Regions from separate parts of the Homo sapiens genome. Here region 1 is linked to region 2. Evidence: chromatin loops called from intact Hi-C (ENCODE). Cell type or tissue: MCF 10A. All regions are shown on one strand. Links, peaks and the distances in the headings refer to the core of each region. The heading gives the core; the rest is flanking DNA. Region 1 overlaps MAPK10 (mitogen-activated protein kinase 10). Region 2 overlaps ARHGAP24 (Rho GTPase activating protein 24).

Evidence for each region. Hi-C counts contacts between places; a loop is a spot of excess contacts. Peaks named below come from ENCODE experiments on the same cell type or tissue, not always from the same donor. Only the 100,000 strongest peaks of a DNase experiment are listed, where the experiment ranks them.
Region 1: a loop joins it to region 2, with 6 times the contacts of the local background. A loop is called at or near these places in 1 of 110 quality-filtered maps.

The regions. Positions count from the first base shown.
Region 1 is chr4:86,007,002-86,015,606 of GRCh38, reverse strand. It overlaps MAPK10 (mitogen-activated protein kinase 10), which reads left to right. Exons shown (of 14, transcript NM_138982.4): 14 at 1-5,202. Among named protein-coding and RNA genes, the nearest start is that of MAPK10-AS1, 110 kb to the left of the region's middle. In MCF 10A, for the core only: no CTCF peak of the experiment used is centred there; a DNase peak (open chromatin) is centred at 4,216.
Region 2 is chr4:85,949,298-85,957,902 of GRCh38, reverse strand. The region is part of intron 5 of ARHGAP24 (Rho GTPase activating protein 24); the gene reads right to left. Among named protein-coding and RNA genes, the nearest start is that of MAPK10-AS1, 170 kb to the left of the region's middle. In MCF 10A, for the core only: no CTCF peak of the experiment used is centred there; DNase peaks (open chromatin) are centred at 4,122 and 5,152.

The sequences.
Region 1 (8,605 bases), core at 2,317-7,316, 57 kb before region 2:
CACTTAAGGAGGCACTGTGAAACATCTTGGTTATGTACAAGGCAATACCAAGGTGATCTCAGCAATAATCAGGCTTCCCTTCTTATTCACTTCGAAGTATCCATCACAGTTATTTGCACTCTGACCATGTTGGTGCTCACTAGAGTGGTGATATTTCACCTGAAGAAGTGAAAGACAGGAAGTGGATGGTTGATGAGTGTGAACTGATTGGCAAATAGAATATCCCCAAAACAGAGCAAACAAGAATGCCAGTGCTCTGAAAACTGCCTTAAATATAATAATAGGGAACTTTCTTTCTCTCTTCAAGCAATAGAGACCACAGGGAACTGCACCCACCTGCACCATCGCCATGCCAGTGGTGCTGCCATTCTGAGATTATTTCACACAGTCAGATTCAGTACACGCAGTCATTTGTTTAAAATAAATAGAAGAACATTCCTTTGTGCAGCTTGTCCCCTGGAATAAAAATGGCCCATTTTCTCTATTTTGCTACCATTTTTTTTCTGGTTAATATTGCAGATAACCTGATTGTTAAAAATGCCTCCTCAGTCACTTGAGCTCCCTCTCTTTCATATTCCTGTTTTTTTTTTTTTTTTTTAAAAACTTCTCCTCTCTGTATCTCTAATTCTTTACTGATTTTCTTTCTCGGTACTTTTCTCTTGATATATCTGTGGCTTCTCCCCTCCCTTACTTTATACCACATGGGATTAAGTGCGGAGAGCAGGAAGCTGCTTTAAAGAGAGTCTCAAGGGGAATTTCATCAGCCGCAAGATGACATCACAAGACAGAAGGAAGTCTCCAGCCAGCATCTTCAAAGTGCTTGACAGGCTATCTCTCGTACCTGCATAAGTGGTGAATTTCCCCCTCAGAGTAAACCAGGCAAGAACTAGACAGGGCCCCTCCCCCGCTGTTAGTACCTTCCCAAAGCTCAATTAGTCTTACATCTTCTGTGCATGGCTCTTGGGAGCTGGTTAGCTTTAGCCAGATTTCCCTTATGGACAAGAGAAAAATGGAACAAATTCCTTGAATATAAGTATCATTTACAAATAGAGGTAAGGATTTGGCCCCCAGAATTTTTGCAGGATCAGTTTTATTAGGTGATTAAAGCAAGGCAGATGATGGAACAACAAAGAGAATCACCACTGTAAAAGCCCCCCAGTCCTTTGCCCACTAGGTCTGCTTTCCTATAATATGTCTAGGAGGTGATGATATTATCAAATTCACAGAATATAATATGTTCTGCATTCACTTGTCTGTCTTAACACACACACACACACACACACACACACACACACACACACACCCCAAATATTTCTTAAATAGTCACCTGTTATTTCCCAAGAACATCCCAACTTTTCCGGTAGGCAAGTGTCAAGTCACCTGGACAATATTCCTGAAAAAAAGTGAAGGTTCTACCTGGGGTTGGGGCTCATTTTGGAACATGAAGTTGGCACTCTGAGGAGCCTAACCTTCTGTTAGGCTTCCTTTGGGGCAGTTGGTTTGCAGTGATCCTTAATAAAATAGTTTGCAGTATTTTGTAGGAAGGATGGCTGTGTACTCATGTGCAGGGAAAATTAAACTGCTGCAAGAGTTTGGCAAAACCGCCACCACTTTACTATTAATATGTCTTTACTATTTTTATATGTGTTTTGTGGGTCAGCGTGTTCAATTTTAAATAGGAATACACTAGCCTTACAACGGAATTTCTTCTTGTGGAATAAAAACTGATAATAACCTTTCATCTTCAAGAATCTGATGACTGAGTTTTGTAGGAATGTACCCAACAGTTGGACCAGAGCCTGGCCAGTTCCCACCAATTGGAGTAAGCTATTTAATTGAGGGTTAAGAAGCTCGATAGTTTTTTCAATCTGTTATCAGAAAAATATTATCTAAAGACACTGATAGCAGCTGACTGGTAAAACTGAAAGTTGGCCTTAGTAAATGGAACTAGTAAAAAATAGATAAAAATATGTAAAACCTTTTATGTCCTGTCAAGGAAAAAAAAATAAGCAAACTTGATTTGTTTTAAAATTGTAAATATTCATTGCAAAACCTAAATTATACAAAATCTATTTCGATTTGAATCTCTTAACATATGAAAAGCCACATCTTAAGTGCATTATGCTCTGTAAGGCATGTTATTAGCCAGCTTTGCTGAAAAATGTATTCTTCTACAGCTCAGAAAGAGGAGTAAAATTGCTCTAGAAATTTTTGATCTCAGCCACTTTGCATCCAAAGAGGAACCCAACTCCCCACTCACAATCCCCCACACACATTTTAATTATAAGAGTTCAACATTTTCCACAGATATCATTAAGCCAAGCAAGGAAACTCCTCTCTGTAAAAACAACAAAAAAGTTGCAATGTAAATAGTTATTTTAGCTATTTTCTTTGTGATTAGAGGATAAGATTTTGTTATTTCTTTTGGTACTTAGTCCTTTAACTATCTGAAAATGGCTCACTTTGACCTGTTTCTTTGGTCAGCCAAACTGAAGTGAGGGGCCTCTGTTTATATATAGAATCTTGTATATGTAACTTTACTTATGTGGGACCAATGGCCAGTATATTCTAATGGACACAAATCTCCCAATCCTTATGTAGGATTATCTGTTCACCTTGCCATGTCCATCTTGCAATGAGACCTAACTTGCACCTGCCTGTTTTTCTGCATGATTGGACTCCAAAGACTATTACCAATGATGAGAATTGTCTTGTGTCAGTGTTTATAAAATGGACTTAAAGCACACACACATGCATACCCACATTCACATGCACCCTTACAGTTCTAGATCAACCCTGGAAGGCAAAACCATGTACGTCCAGTTTCTTTGCAAGGTCTGAGCAGTGAGAACTAAATTCAGTCAGTCTAATGGGTAAAATGCAACCTCAGTGATGCTTAATAAGGATTTGAAATCGTTCAAGTCATTTCTGTGTTCTTTCTCACACCCTTTCCTTTCTATTTTGTCTTCTTTTATTTTCAAAATGTCTGTGGAACAAGAGGATGAATCGGGGGAGAACTTCTGCTTCTTTTGACTCTTTTTAGGTAATATGGAGTCAATATATTATGATTTCTGTTTCTTATGGATTATTAAAATCAGAGGAAATCTGCTTCTCTCAACATAAAACCAAATCCAAACCCAGACATTGTTGGAGTTTGCCTGTTGACAATGGTTATGATGCTGCTCGTTGTCTTGAGTTGCATGTAACGACAGTAGCTCTGAAGGGTGTCATGATTTCATTTTGGCAACTGGTAAAAGAAACTTGTAGTGTGGTCTGATTGTGCCAGGGAATAAATAAGAAATAAGGAATGACCTACTTTCTCACCTTGGGTCAAGAGTGTGTGATATGAATGTGACCATGTAGAAATCTGTGTTTTCATTTGACACTGGTTTCTTCTAAAACTGACCTTCATTTCTGTCTGTAGATACTAGTTGTATATCTGCAATTCAGTAATTTCTTTTTAAGGTATAAAATCAATGAAGAAAAAAAAGATCATCTTTTGGGGGGGCATTAGGTAAGTAGAGCAGGGTTAAATTTCCCAGATTAATTATCAGATTTCTATTCATTTTAACTATTTTCCAAGAGAAAAGGTAAAAGCCTTTGTTTAGCTACATGATATCCAACTTTACTATCTCAAACTCCTTGGAGAATTAAAAATATATATGATTTTGTGGCTGGATGAAGAGGTCACTGCACTTGCATTAGTTTACTTTGCAGTGTTTGAACAGTTGAGGAGTGGCTCTTCTATTTCTGTAAATAATGTTTTATTTAACCAATTAACTATTAGAAAGCCTGGAAGATAAACATACACATTATTTTGAGTTATCACATTTATCGTTTTACCTAGTTCCTGTTGGAATATAGAAAGCAACAGCTTTTTGTTATCTCTGGAACAGCTTCTATCCTAGTTTAAATCACAGATCCTTACTCTCTTTAAAAAAGGTCAAGCATAGGTACCTAAAAATACCCACAATAATAAGAAGGGAAATTGCATTCCACAAGATGATTGCTCTTAAAGAGTCAGAAGGAGTTATTGGTGCATTCCTGATACCATAAATGGTTACCAAACATTTGGTAATTTTGACCAAGTTCACAGTAAGGAGAAAAAAGGGTGTTGGACTTGCTTTTCTTGAAGATTACTTATGGAGCAACCAACCTAGAAGGATGAATCTACTTGCCAATAACAACACTGGATCACAGCCAAGGCAGAGGTTTTTGACATTCCCAATTCATCATGGTGGTGTTTTGTATTTGTAACATGTCTTTTCTCCACAGATGTTGAAAGGCATGCTTGGATGACACATGCTAATAGTGAAACACGCTGAAAGTCCTGCCATCACAGATCACTTTATGTTGGGAGCCACTCTATGTGGCAAGTCATCTGTCCCAGTTCCAGACTAAATTTCAACTGTTCAACCATTTACATCATTGTAGTCTGTTTAAGGCACTAAAAATGTGCTGTAGAAATTTATATTTCTCAGACACATGAAATGTGGTGACACATCCAGCAACAAGTCAAACACTCCTTTGAAATTTTCTACCTTATGTCAAATATTTCTTACTTTTAAAGACATTCCTATCCTGGTGTAAAATCCAACATAAAATAATTTGAGGGAATTTAAGGAATTCAAATTTCACTCCGTGGGGTACGTGGCTTTATTTCTTAATCACTGAACTTCTAGTAATGTTCTTCACCTGATCTTGTCTGCGATGTTTAACCAACAGTCCAGATCATTTGCAACTCAAAAGCAGGTACAAAATGTTATCCATCTTAAAAACCCCTCACATATTCCCTAGAAGACTGTCCCACACATAATTCGCCTTCCATTAACACTTGTGAACCCATCCTGGTGAAAATATTGCCTATGAACAATTATACCAAAAAATCAATTTTTATAATGCAAATAATATTTTACACAGACCAAGAGAATTCATAATATTAAAGTATTTCTTTTATAAAAGGAAGGTTTTCAGAAAGCAATGGCCTATTCCTTCATGTTAATACATTGCGAACTTGGATTTGGTGTAAATCAAGCCCTGAGAATATTGCTCTGAATTTCTAGCTTAATTTCTGAGCAACATTCTAAAGCAGTTCATTAATTTACTCCAAAAACATTTCTTGGACACTTCGGTGTAGGAGATATATATTGCATGGTCCTTAACCTAAAAAATTCAGAGTTAATAAATCTTTGTTTAAAAAAACTAAAGCAAATATTTTTATTTCATTTATTTGCTATCTTTTTACAAAATGTATTTAAATTAGTGGTGTGACTTGCACGAGTCCATTTTTATTATTTGCTTAAAGCGATGAAACAAGGAGTCTGCTTCTTTCAATGTTCTTATTTTGTCTAATTATATAAGTATACTTCATGAATCAGCATGAGAATTTTGAATATTTTCCATTACAAGAGATGAAACCACTTTTAAAAATTATTTAAAATTTAAAATTCATTTTAAAAATGCATGGATGTTCTTTTCCGCATTGCAGAAAGTTTGCTTTGATGTATGGTTCCTCTGAGAGCTATTGGACCTAGATGCTGACTGAGCATGGGGCTTATACTTTTGGCATCACAATCTCCAAATTAGCAAATGATATCACAATGGGTACTGAAGCTTCTTTGCAGTGACATTCTTACATGAAGCCAAATCTTCGGAGTTTGTTCAGTCTATGGGTGACTGTTGGAACCCTAAAATAACTTAAAGTAGAATTTGGTCATTTATTGTTTTTTTTTATTAAAAGGTCCAACTGAGAACATCCCTGAACATCTGAACCAGAAATTTGACATAGAGCTCTAAATATTCACTCATTCATTCATGCAACAAATATTTATTTATCAAGCACGTCAACCATCCAAGGACTGTTCTAGGTACACATAGTTGATGTGATGAAGTCAGCAAATCTGCCTTCACATGGTCTGCATTCTAGTGGAGAAGTCAGATAGAGGTAAGTACGAAGACCACAAAGCAGGTTAAAAAGTAAGGTGGGAAAGGGATGCTATTTTAGACAAGGTGGTCAGGGCAAGCCTCTCAGAAGAGGGGATAAGTGCTCAGAGACCTGACTGAAGTGAGAGTGAGCTATTGACACGGAGAAGGGCATTTCAGACTCTGAAGAGAAAGCAGGGGCAGGCTTTGGAGGGAGAGCTTGTTTATATAGACAAGGAGGGGCAAAGAGTCTTGTGGATAAAGCAGAATGAACAAGAGTAAATGGGATTGTAAATGAAATTGGAGAGAGAAGCAGGGGTCAGAGCATGGCAAGATCTTGAGATTTGATTCTAAATATGGGAAGATGGTGGTTAGATTTGAAAAAGGAAATGATATAAGCTAAATTTTCTTTTTAAAAGGATTCCTTTGGCTACTGAGTAAAGAGGACTCTTAGGAAGAAAGATAAGAATGGGGACAAAAAAATCCATCGTAGGATAAAACATTAATCCAGAAAGACATGATGGGGCTTAGACTAGGAAAAGGAGATGGTGAGAAGGATTTGAATTCTGGACCTATTGTGAAGGCAGAGCTGAGAAGATTTGCTGATAGATTGATATTGTGATATAAAAGCAAGAGATCAGAAATGGCTCTAGATTCTTTTACCTAAACCATGAAGTAAATGATGGTACAGTTGACTGAGATGATGAACAATGGGTTAGAAAAACATTGGGGAGAAAATCATGTTTGTTTTTGGAATATCAGTTGGAGATGTTTATTAGATATCCAAGTGGAGGCCGGGCACGGTGGCTCACGCCTGTAATCCCAGAACTTTGGGAGGCCAAGGCAGGCAGATCATGAGGTCAGGAGATCGAGACTATCCTGGCTAACATGGGGAAACCCCATCTTTACTAAAAATACAAAAAATTATCTGGGTGTGGTGGCATGTGCCTGTAGTCCCAGCTACTCAGGCTGAGGCAGGAGAATTGTTTGAACCCGAGAGGCGGGGGTTGCAGTGAGCCGATATCAAGCCACTGCACTCCAGCCTGGGTGACAGAGTGAGACTCTATCTCAAAAAAAAAAAGAAAAAAAAAAAAAATCCACGTGGAGTAGCAGGAGTGTCTTATAAGCTGGAGTTCAAGGAAGAGGGTGAGCTGAAACAGAAATCTGAGAGTAATCAGTTTATAAGTAGTATTAAAAGCCAAGAGCCTGTATGAGCCCACCAAAAGACAGTGTAGTTAAAGAAGAGAAAACCAAAGATGGAGATGCCTCTCACTCCAACATACAGACCTCAGAAAACAGGAGGGTATTCCAGAATGTTCAGTGAGGTAGAGGGAAAACCAGGAGTGTGCTGTCCTGGAAGCCAAGTAAAGAAGGTGTTTCAAAAGTGAGAGAATGGGCAGGGGCGGATTGTTATTGAGAGGCTGAGTAAAATGGGAACTGAAGATTCACAGTTGGACTAAATCTGTTTGAAGGTCATCGATGACCCCAATGAGAGCAGTTTCTATCCAGTATTGAGCAAGAAAAGAGTAACTCGAGTGAGTTCAAGAAAACATGGGAAGTAAGGAAGTAGAAATAGATACAGAAAATTCAAAATATTTTTCTACAAAGTGCAGCAAAAGAATGATGTAAACGTTGGAGATAAATGTGAGATTGAGAGATTTTTTTAAAAGCTAATATAGCATGGGTAATAGTGCTGGTGGGGCCAACAGAGAGATAGCAAAACTGATAATGCAAAAGAGAAAGGGATATTTATTTGATAGAGTAACATGCTTGAAAAGGGTGGAGGGACAGGCTCCAGTACATGGGCAGAGGCGCTGGCCCTGGACAGTAACTGCAGCAGGCAGTGAGGTGGTGTGCACAGAGGCAGGTAGTTTGGGAATACGGTGACGTGATGGGCATAAGTACATACTCATCTGATTTTTTTTTTTGTTGTCTCAGTAAAGATAGAAGTAAGGTTGTCAGTAGACAATGAAGAGTTTGTGGAAGTTTGAGAAGTGTGAAATTGACCTTGGAAACTGTGACAATAAGTTACTGGACAGTGATGAAAACCATGTGAGCCATATTAATATAAATACAAAGGAACACAGGTCAACTTGGTGGTCTTTTGTTCTCCAGTCATGTTTAGTTTTTTTAGGCACAGGTTAAGAGTAAGAAAAAATTACTAGAGTTGCAATTTGTTTCTTTTTAATTCTCAAAAGAGTAGTACAGTGCTGGGAGAGTACATAATGGGATTTGGAAATGGGGGCAAGAGAATAATTATGAGAAGGAACCATAGAAGCTAAGCTGGTCAAGGAGGGAAGTAATGAAATGGGGGATGATAGTCGCTGAAAACTTACCAATTTGGAGTGATGGTGCTAAGGGGAGTGACTAGAGAGAGAAGAAGTGATGACCACAGCGTGGGATGCTTGAAATGGAACTGTTGGCGATGCCAGTGATTAGTCATGACACAGTACGCAGTGTAACCATGAGTGTGGTGGCTGATGTTCAGGCAGCGGCAGAACAAGATTTTCAAAAGTCGTCAAGGAGCTGAGTGGCCAAGATGGTGAATGGAGTATGAGTGGGGAGGGTGAGTGGGTTAGGTGCTAGAATATTCAGTCAATGATAAGGAGACATGTGCTTGTAAGAAGGTCATTAGAGAGGAAGAAGGATTAAAGGTCTGAAAGTAGCTGCAAATAGCAAAGCA
Region 2 (8,605 bases), core at 1,432-6,431:
AGATATATCACAGAGTAAAACATGATGCAACATGACAGATTTCTAGTTTACACCCTGTCCCACATAAAATATTTAGTTAATACCCATTCATGGAGGTATTTCTCACATATGAGATATTTTTCCTTAAAGCCTGTTATTTTTCAGACTTTGGTGTGTTTATAAAGCAGTTTCATGGAACTCTTGTGAGTTATTCTTTGTTCAAATTAGAGAAGAAGCCAAGCATTTAAAGGAAAGAGGCCTCCCAGTGTTAGCAAAGAGTGACCTGACTGTATTTCCCAAAGTGTGGGTTATTCCAAGTAATTTAAGGTGCCACAGAAACAGGATATTGACTTCAAATAACTTAACAGAAATACTAATTTCTAAATTTCAATTCTCCTGATTACATCAAAGAGGAAGCATCAGTTGGGAAAAAGAGGCATGTTAAAATGGTACCAGCACATGCCAATCTCCATTTTCATCAAATCAACAGAGGGCCTTAGGGTCAGCATCTTCAGAAAGAAGCTGTGTCCAGGGACATTTAATAACATGTTCTTGTCATTGTGCTTATGTTACATTGACCTCGTGTTTATGCAAGTAGTGCTGGTTTTCAAAGAGCAATAATATATAAATTCCCTTTTACCCCAAAACTGATAAAGAAAACTGTGAATACATTTAAAGAAAAATATCAGTAAACCTAGTGCAGGCGTTATATGGAAATGGCTAAAATCATGAGGGTGAGAGACAGGACTAGCTGGATTTCCTAGGCTGACTAAGAATCCCTAAGCATAGCTGGGAAGGTGACTGCATCCACCTTTAAACAAGCGGCTTGCAACTTAGCTCACACCTGACCAATCAGATAGTAAAGAAAGCTCACTAAAATACTAATTAGGCAAAAACAGGAGGTAAAGAAATAGCCAATCATCTACCGCCTGAGAGCACAGCGGGAGGGACTATGATCGGGATATAAACCCAGGCATTTGAGCCAGCAACAGCTACCCTCTTTGGGTCCCCTCCCTTTGTATGGGAGCTCTGTTTTCACTCTATTAAATCTTGCAACTGCACTCTCTTCTGGTCCGTGTTTGTTAGGGCTGGAGCTGAGTTTTCACTCGCCATCCACCACTGCTTTTTGCTGCCTGCCGCTGACTTCCACCCTGGCTGGGTGTCGGCTGTGCTCCTGATTCAGCGAGGCGTCCATTGCCCCTCCCGATCGGGCTAAAGGCTTGCCATTGTTCTGCATCGCTAAGTGGGTTCCTCCTAATGGAGCTGAACACTAGTCACTGGGTTCCACGGTTCTCTTCCATGACCCACGGCTTCTAATAGAGCTATGACCCACGGCTTCTAATAGAGCTATAACACTGACTGCATGGACCAAGATTCCATTCCTTGGAATCCGTGAGGCCAAGAACCCCAGGTCAGAGAGCACAAGGCTTGCCACCATCTTCAAAGTGGCCCGCCACCATTTTGGAAGCGGCCCACCTCCATCTTGGGAGCTCTGGGAGCAAGAACCCCCGGGTAACAAGGGTAGTATGTGAATGAGAGAAGTTTGAGAAATACTTAAAGACAATAGTTATCAAATTTTGTCACACCATCATACCTTTAAGAAATGCATCAAAAAATAGGAACGTTAAGAGTTACTGTAAATAAACAGCTATTCAGGATTTTAGGGGCTAGCCCCTCTCCTTGACTTCAGAAAATCATTTAGTGTGCTGAAAATAGGTAGCCAGTTTACCATTTACACACACAGGGCTTGCCTTAGGCAAATTCCTGGGAGTCAGTTCTTTGCTTTTCCAACTCTTTAAGAATGTAAATTCCTCCCTTTTACTGGTTCACATGCCCTCAAGCTACCATTTGCTTTCTCCACTTTCTTCCATCAAGCCCTGCCCTAAGATCTTTTATTCACACTATGATATTGAGGCTCTATAACTGTACAGTTTGCTACTGAAATCTTTAGAGTTTGAGTTTTTGCATGGAATAAAGTGTAAAGAGGGAGGGGTGTATCTTTCAGGCTGTCTTGAAACTTCAGGCCCTATTCAGCAGGAAGGAAATCATGTATTTTACACATCAACTCTATACCCCAGAAAATAGTTTATCTCACAATAGCATATGGTTTGCCTAGCCCAGTCAGAACTGATATGTTGCTCCCAGTAATGGTGTGATGTTGATTCTGCTGCTATCCTTTCCCCATTTCATATATAAGAAACAGAGTTACATCAATTCTAATGATCAATGTCCTTTACCATACACTCCTGCAGCTGATAGTCTAGCTAGTATTTCCCAAGTTATGGTTTTAGGACCATGCATATAAGAATTACCTGGGAGATGAATGCCATGTGGAGATGGGGGCAGAGGTTGGAGTTATGTAGCTACAAGCCAAGGAACGACAAGGGTTGCTGGCAAATATCGGAATTTAAGAGACAGGCATGAAACAGATACTTCCCTAAATCCTTCAGAGAGAGCATGGCTCTGCTGACATCTTGATTTGGATTTTCAGCTTCCAGAAATATGAGATAATAAGTTACAGTTTTTGTTTTGTTTTGTTTTGTTTTTAGCTACCCAGTTTGCAATGCTTTTTTATGGCAACCCTAGGAAAATAATACAGGGATCATGGAAAACTCCAGAAGGAAGGGGAATTGGGTGAATTTGTTAGGCTCTTCCAACTGGAAAGGAGCACATGCTGAGGGTCGGGGTGGGGGGTAGGCGGGGGGAGCATGGGCTTATTCAAATAGTCATGTATAGGGACTTGGATTTTAAAACAGAAAAGGGACAGGTTCTGCTGTTTAGAAAGAGATCTGGGCTCTGGGCCGAGAGCAGCCCTTCTACTACTGAACAGCAGCAGCAAAGCCATGAGAATGTGTAGCACTGCCTCAGTACAAACACTCAAACATTTTATTATTTATTTATTTATTTATTTTTGAGACAGAGTTTCACTCTTTTTGCCCAGGCTGGAGTGCAATGGCACAATCTCGGCTCACCGCAACCTCCGCCTCCTGGGTTCAAGTGATTCTCCTGCCTCAGCCTCCTGAGGAGCTGGGATTACAGGCATGCGCCACCACACCCAGCTAATTTTTTGTATTTTTTAGTAGAGACAGGGTTTCTCCATGTTGGCCAGGCTGGTCTTGAACTCCCGACCTCAGGTGATACACCCGCCTTGGCCTCCCAAAGTGCTGGGATTACAGGCGTGAGACACTGCACCCGGCCAAACATTTTAAATACTAAGCTAGAACAAATTAAAACAAGCAAGGATCTTCCAATTTTAGTATATGTGCTGCCGAGCATTTTAAATACTAAGCTAGAACAAATTAAAACAAGCAAGGATCTTCCAATTTTAGTATATGTGCTGCCGAAGGGAGCACGAGCAAGGATCTTCATTTGTAAAACAAGTAGGTATTAGGATATTCTCTTGATAAATGTTTGGTGCATACTATACGCCAGCTGTTGTGCTCAGAGAGGGGTGTAGCATCAGGACAGGTAAGGATCCTGCCCTCAAGGAGCTTAAATTGGCATGGGGAAGGCAGATGATAAGCAGTAAAGAAACAAACAAACAAGATAACTACTAAAGGAGCTCAAATGCCTTGAAGGGAATAAACAGAGTAATCTTAGATAGAAGCTTCAGGAAGTTGAGGATTAAATGAAATAATCAGGATAGTATCCAGCACAAGGTAGGTTATTATTGATAAAGTTACTATTCTTCCTTAAAGGATGAACATTTTATCTACTAACTACCTCCTGTATTTTAATTTGCAGCAGCAGATGATGGATTTTTCTGCCCTAAACAAAACATCTTTTTTTCTTGTTATGTTTGGGGCAGCTCATTTGTTTTAATGCAATGGTGGTCAAATGGGTTTTCCAATCTCTGATTGCAAAGTGCACATATGCTCTGTCAAAAACAAGAGCCTAGACTGAACAGACCAGATTTCAGAGCCCTCCACTGTTTCCTCTTCCTTTCCTCTGATCCCTGTAACCAACTCTCAGTCAGAGTGATCTCTGTTGCCTCACTGGCCCCAGCTTTTTGCCTTGGAGGACGGGCTTATTTACGTCTCCTTACAGCACCTTCTCCTGTCTTCCCTTGGAATCCAGATCTCATTCTCCCCTCCACATTGGACACTCTCCTCATTTCAACATCTTTATGCTTATAATAATTGCACTAGTGCCTATGAGTCTCCCTCTGCCCTGACCTCGTGCCTGCTCTCTGCCAGTCTCTCTGCTGGGTGCAGATGATAAATCCATGACTAAGAGGACAGGGTTCCTGCCTCTGGGCAGCACAGGCAGATTAAAAAAAAAAAAATCGCCTGTGGATTTACCATGCAGATTCCTAGGCATTCTCCAACCATTTAAATCAGAATGAGAGCAAGTGGGGTCTGGGTTTCTGAATCTTAAGGTATTTCTCTAAGTCATTCTTACACATACTGATACTGAAAAATCTCTCCTATGTCTGTAGTACTCCCTACTTTCAAGTTCACTTTTTCATAACTCAGTTCAGTAATTCCCAGACCTAAATTCCTTCCCAGAGGATTAAATTAAAATATGTCTGGCTTTTCTGTCTCCTAAATTTTAGGCTTTTATTTTTTCATTTTATCTCTGTGGACTTGCAGTTTATTTAGTCACCAAAACAAATTTGAAAAATAAGTGAAAGGGGAGAATAGCAGAAAGAGGAACAAGGGAAGTGTGAACTGAGTATGTGGGTGGGCAGCTGGGGGACCTGAAACAGCAGTTGTTTTACAGGATTCTTGGACAGAATGTGTAAAATTACTGGCTTCATGAAGCCTCTGTCCTTGCTCCTGAACACTGTGTTGTTAAGAGCGTATTCTGTTGCCCAGCAGTTAATGCTAGGATGGTGACCACACTGCCATTCTTGACCCTACCTTCCCAACGCTTCCAAAATGTATCTTCTTGAACAGCTGATACCATCTGGAGGGCTTTGGTAACAAAATAATATTCAATATCTAATTTGATTTTACACATTCTAGATTTCATTTTTGTCCCCTCAAAACTTGGAAGTTTAATATAAAAAGTTATGTTTTAATTTGTTTTCATTTCTAAATAGAAAGAATAAAGACAAGAATGGTTAGAAACTATGATATCTGTTTTCTTTTGTTTGTTTGTTTTTACAGTTGACAGGAACTGAAAGAATACAAATTCTTTCAGGTCAATGAGAACGCCCTTTCTCACAAAATTCACTGGCCAAGGAGTATGTGGGAATATGTCATAACCGTAGGAACAATGAGTCATGCCTATATAAAAGTATCAAACTTGAACTTCAGAACTGGAAAAAAGAGTATACAGTATAATTAAAGAAGAGCAGAAAGTACATGGCTTAATAAAGGCTCATCCATGCACTCACAACTACTCCAAATTCCAATAGCGTATGAATTTCAAATGTTTTTTTCTCACACCACCTTTTCTGTTTTTCCCTCACACAGGACAAAGTGTTTCTTCTCATTCAAATGTGAAATATTATCTTCCAAATCCCAAATGGATCCATAGCTTCCAAAGCACAGGCAGATGTATGAATACATGCTCTTCAGCTGAGGACAGATATGTGCAAAACATTGAAAACAAATGGGGCAGAATTAAAGAAACCAATGTACTGATACAATGAATTATTACATAGTCCTTAAGATCACACATTATATAGTCCTGAAGATCACACACAGTGAAAACTACTTAATGACATGGGAAAATGTCCATGATATAATGTGAAGGAGAAAAAGTAAGATATAAAAGCTGTATGGTTCCGATATATTTTATACATAGCTGAATTTTGACACATCTAAATCTCTGCTTATCTATTTATTTATCTGCTATGTATAGAAAGAGCTCTCTGGAGTGTCGAATTTTAAAATATTCATATTTCCTTCTTGTATTCTTCCATATTCTAAATTGTACATAAAACGTTATAATCAAAATATAACTTTAATAATATTGAAATTAAACTTAATAACTTTATGGTATTAAATTAAATAATATTCAAATTAAACTTAATAACTTTATGATATCAAATTAAACTTAATAACTTTATGATTTTTAAAATGCTATTTAAAAATTAAATTTCAGGGCTTAACATTAGAGGTACAATGTCAGTGACTAGAGATTGTCTTTGCAGAATACCTGTGGGAACTTCTTTCTAGGTTTTAATAAATATATTTTAACAAAGACAAAACCTGAATCTTATTGACTCTTTGGTGAGAAATAAGCATTATTAGAATCAACAGGGAAAATATTTATTCATTCTTACTCTTTAAAATGTTTCACAAGGAAACATTTCTGTATTTACAACTTAATATCTATTCAAAGCATTATGCACAGTCTGTATTTTTATCATTTTGAGGCTATGGACCCCAAACGGATCCATAGCTTCAAAAGCACAGGCATATTTAAGAACACAGATGCTCTTCAGAAGAGGGCAGATATGTACAAAACATTGAAAACAACAGGGGAAGGATTAAAGAACCTGGGTGAGATAAACTTGAACTAACGAACGTTCCCTGGCAGTTTGTCTCCACATCCCAATGACTAAAGTTGAGCTAGGCCTTGACCATGTGAAAGATCAAACAGCCAATTAACTAAAAAAAAAACACATAGGGGCAGAACACTCTGCTTGGACAAGTTTCTGAAAATAACCTCACCATCCTCTGGGAAATTATGGATTTTCTTTCCCCTCCCTGTGTATCTCACAATTACATTTTGCCACAAATATGTTATTCTCTTCTTATTACCTCACCATTCATGGATCTGGGAACCCCTTCTTTGAATCAGCAGAATCCAGGATTTTGCATATCTGCCACCGGAGACCAAGGGATTCAAGCTTGACAATTTATCAAAAGGATATTTCGGTTGCCAGAATGACCTTTTTAACATATAAATAAAATTATTTCATTTACTTGCTAAAAATATTTTGACAGATTTCCATTTCACTTAGAATAAGAACTAAATTTCTTATTATAGGCCAGGTGTGGTGGTGCACACCTGTTAATCCTAGCACTTTGGGAGGCCGAGGTGGGTGGATCACCTGAGGTCAGGAGTTCAAGACCAGCCTAGCCAACATGGCAAAACCCTGTCTCTACTAAAAAAAATAAAATACAAAAATTAGCCAGGTATGGTGGCATGCACCTGTAATCTCAGCCACTTGGGAGGCTGAGGCAGGAGAATCGCTTGAACCCAGGGACAGAGGTTGCAGTGAGCCAAGATTGCACCACTGCACTCTGGCCTGGGTGACAGAGGGAGACTCTTAAAAAAAAAAGAAAAAAGAAAAAAGAAGAAAAAGAAAAAATAAAAGTAAAAGAAAAAGAAAAAGAAAAAAAATTATTATAATCTGCCAAGTTATACAGAATCAACCTCCGTGGACACTATTCATCATCATTCACTGCATTCCTGTCACAGTGACCTCCTTCCTTTTATATTTAATTTTAATTTTTTATTTTTTAGAGAAAGGTCTTGCTCTGCCACCGAGGCTGAAGTGCCAGCAGTATGATCATAACTCATTGCAGCCTCAAACTCCTGGGCTCAAGTGATCCTCCTGCCTCAGCCTCCTGAGTTGCTAGGATTACCACTGTGCACCACCAAAGGCAGCTAGTTTTTTAATTTGATTTTTTTTTTGTAGAGACAGTCTCACTTTATTGTCCAGTCAGGTCTGGAACTCTTACCCTTAAGGGATCCTCCCACTTCGGCCTCCCAAAGTGCTGGGATTACAGGCATAAGCCACTGTGTCTTGCCCCCAGTGGCCTTCTTTATGTTCTTCAAGCAAGCTAAGCTGTTCCTGTCTCTAGGACTTTGCACTTGCTATTCTTCTACCTGCAACATGCCTGTTATACCTCCACCATATCATAGGTGTAACAGGCCTCTTGTCATTCGAATCTCAACTCAAATGTTACGTCCTCAAGAAGGAGACGGGTATCTCCACCACTTTACTCACTAGCATATTAGCATGTCACCCTCATTACTTTTCAAAATTATTTATATATTTGCTGTTTATTGTTTATCTGCCCATGACTTGTAAGGCAAACCCCAGAAGAGAATGCACCTTGTCTCTTTCATCCAGAACAGTGTCTAAGAAATAGTTAACATTCCAAAATTATTTGTTGAATGAGTGAATAAGGTAGATTGTTCACAGACGTGACTGTTGATAGTTTCTCTCATCCTTATATATCTATAACATTACTTCTATCAAGAAGTAGAGTCAGCTTTCTCCCCTTTTTAAGCTGAATTGGTCTTGTGATTTGCCATTGACCAAGAGTATGCAGTGGATGTGACATCGCACCAGTTCTGGGCCTACTCCTTAAAGGTCTTGTAGCTTCCACCCTTACTGTCTTTCAGTACTGAGCCACGGTGTAAAGAGTTTCAACCATCAGCTATAGGGAGGAGCCCTGAAGGATACAAGACTGAGAAGAGAAAACAAGAGACTCAATCAGCCATCGGCTATTCTAGCTAGCCCAACTTAGGCACCTGTCTTGTCAGTAAAGCTCTCTAGGATACTGCAGCTTCACTAAATTGTAGCATCCAACACCAAGTGGAACAGAGACAGAGCTTTTCTGCCGAGCATTGCCCACTTGCAGAATCTGAAAAAGTTGTTGTTTTAAACTAAAAACATTTGGATTGGGTTTGGTATGAAGCAATAGATACCTCGAAC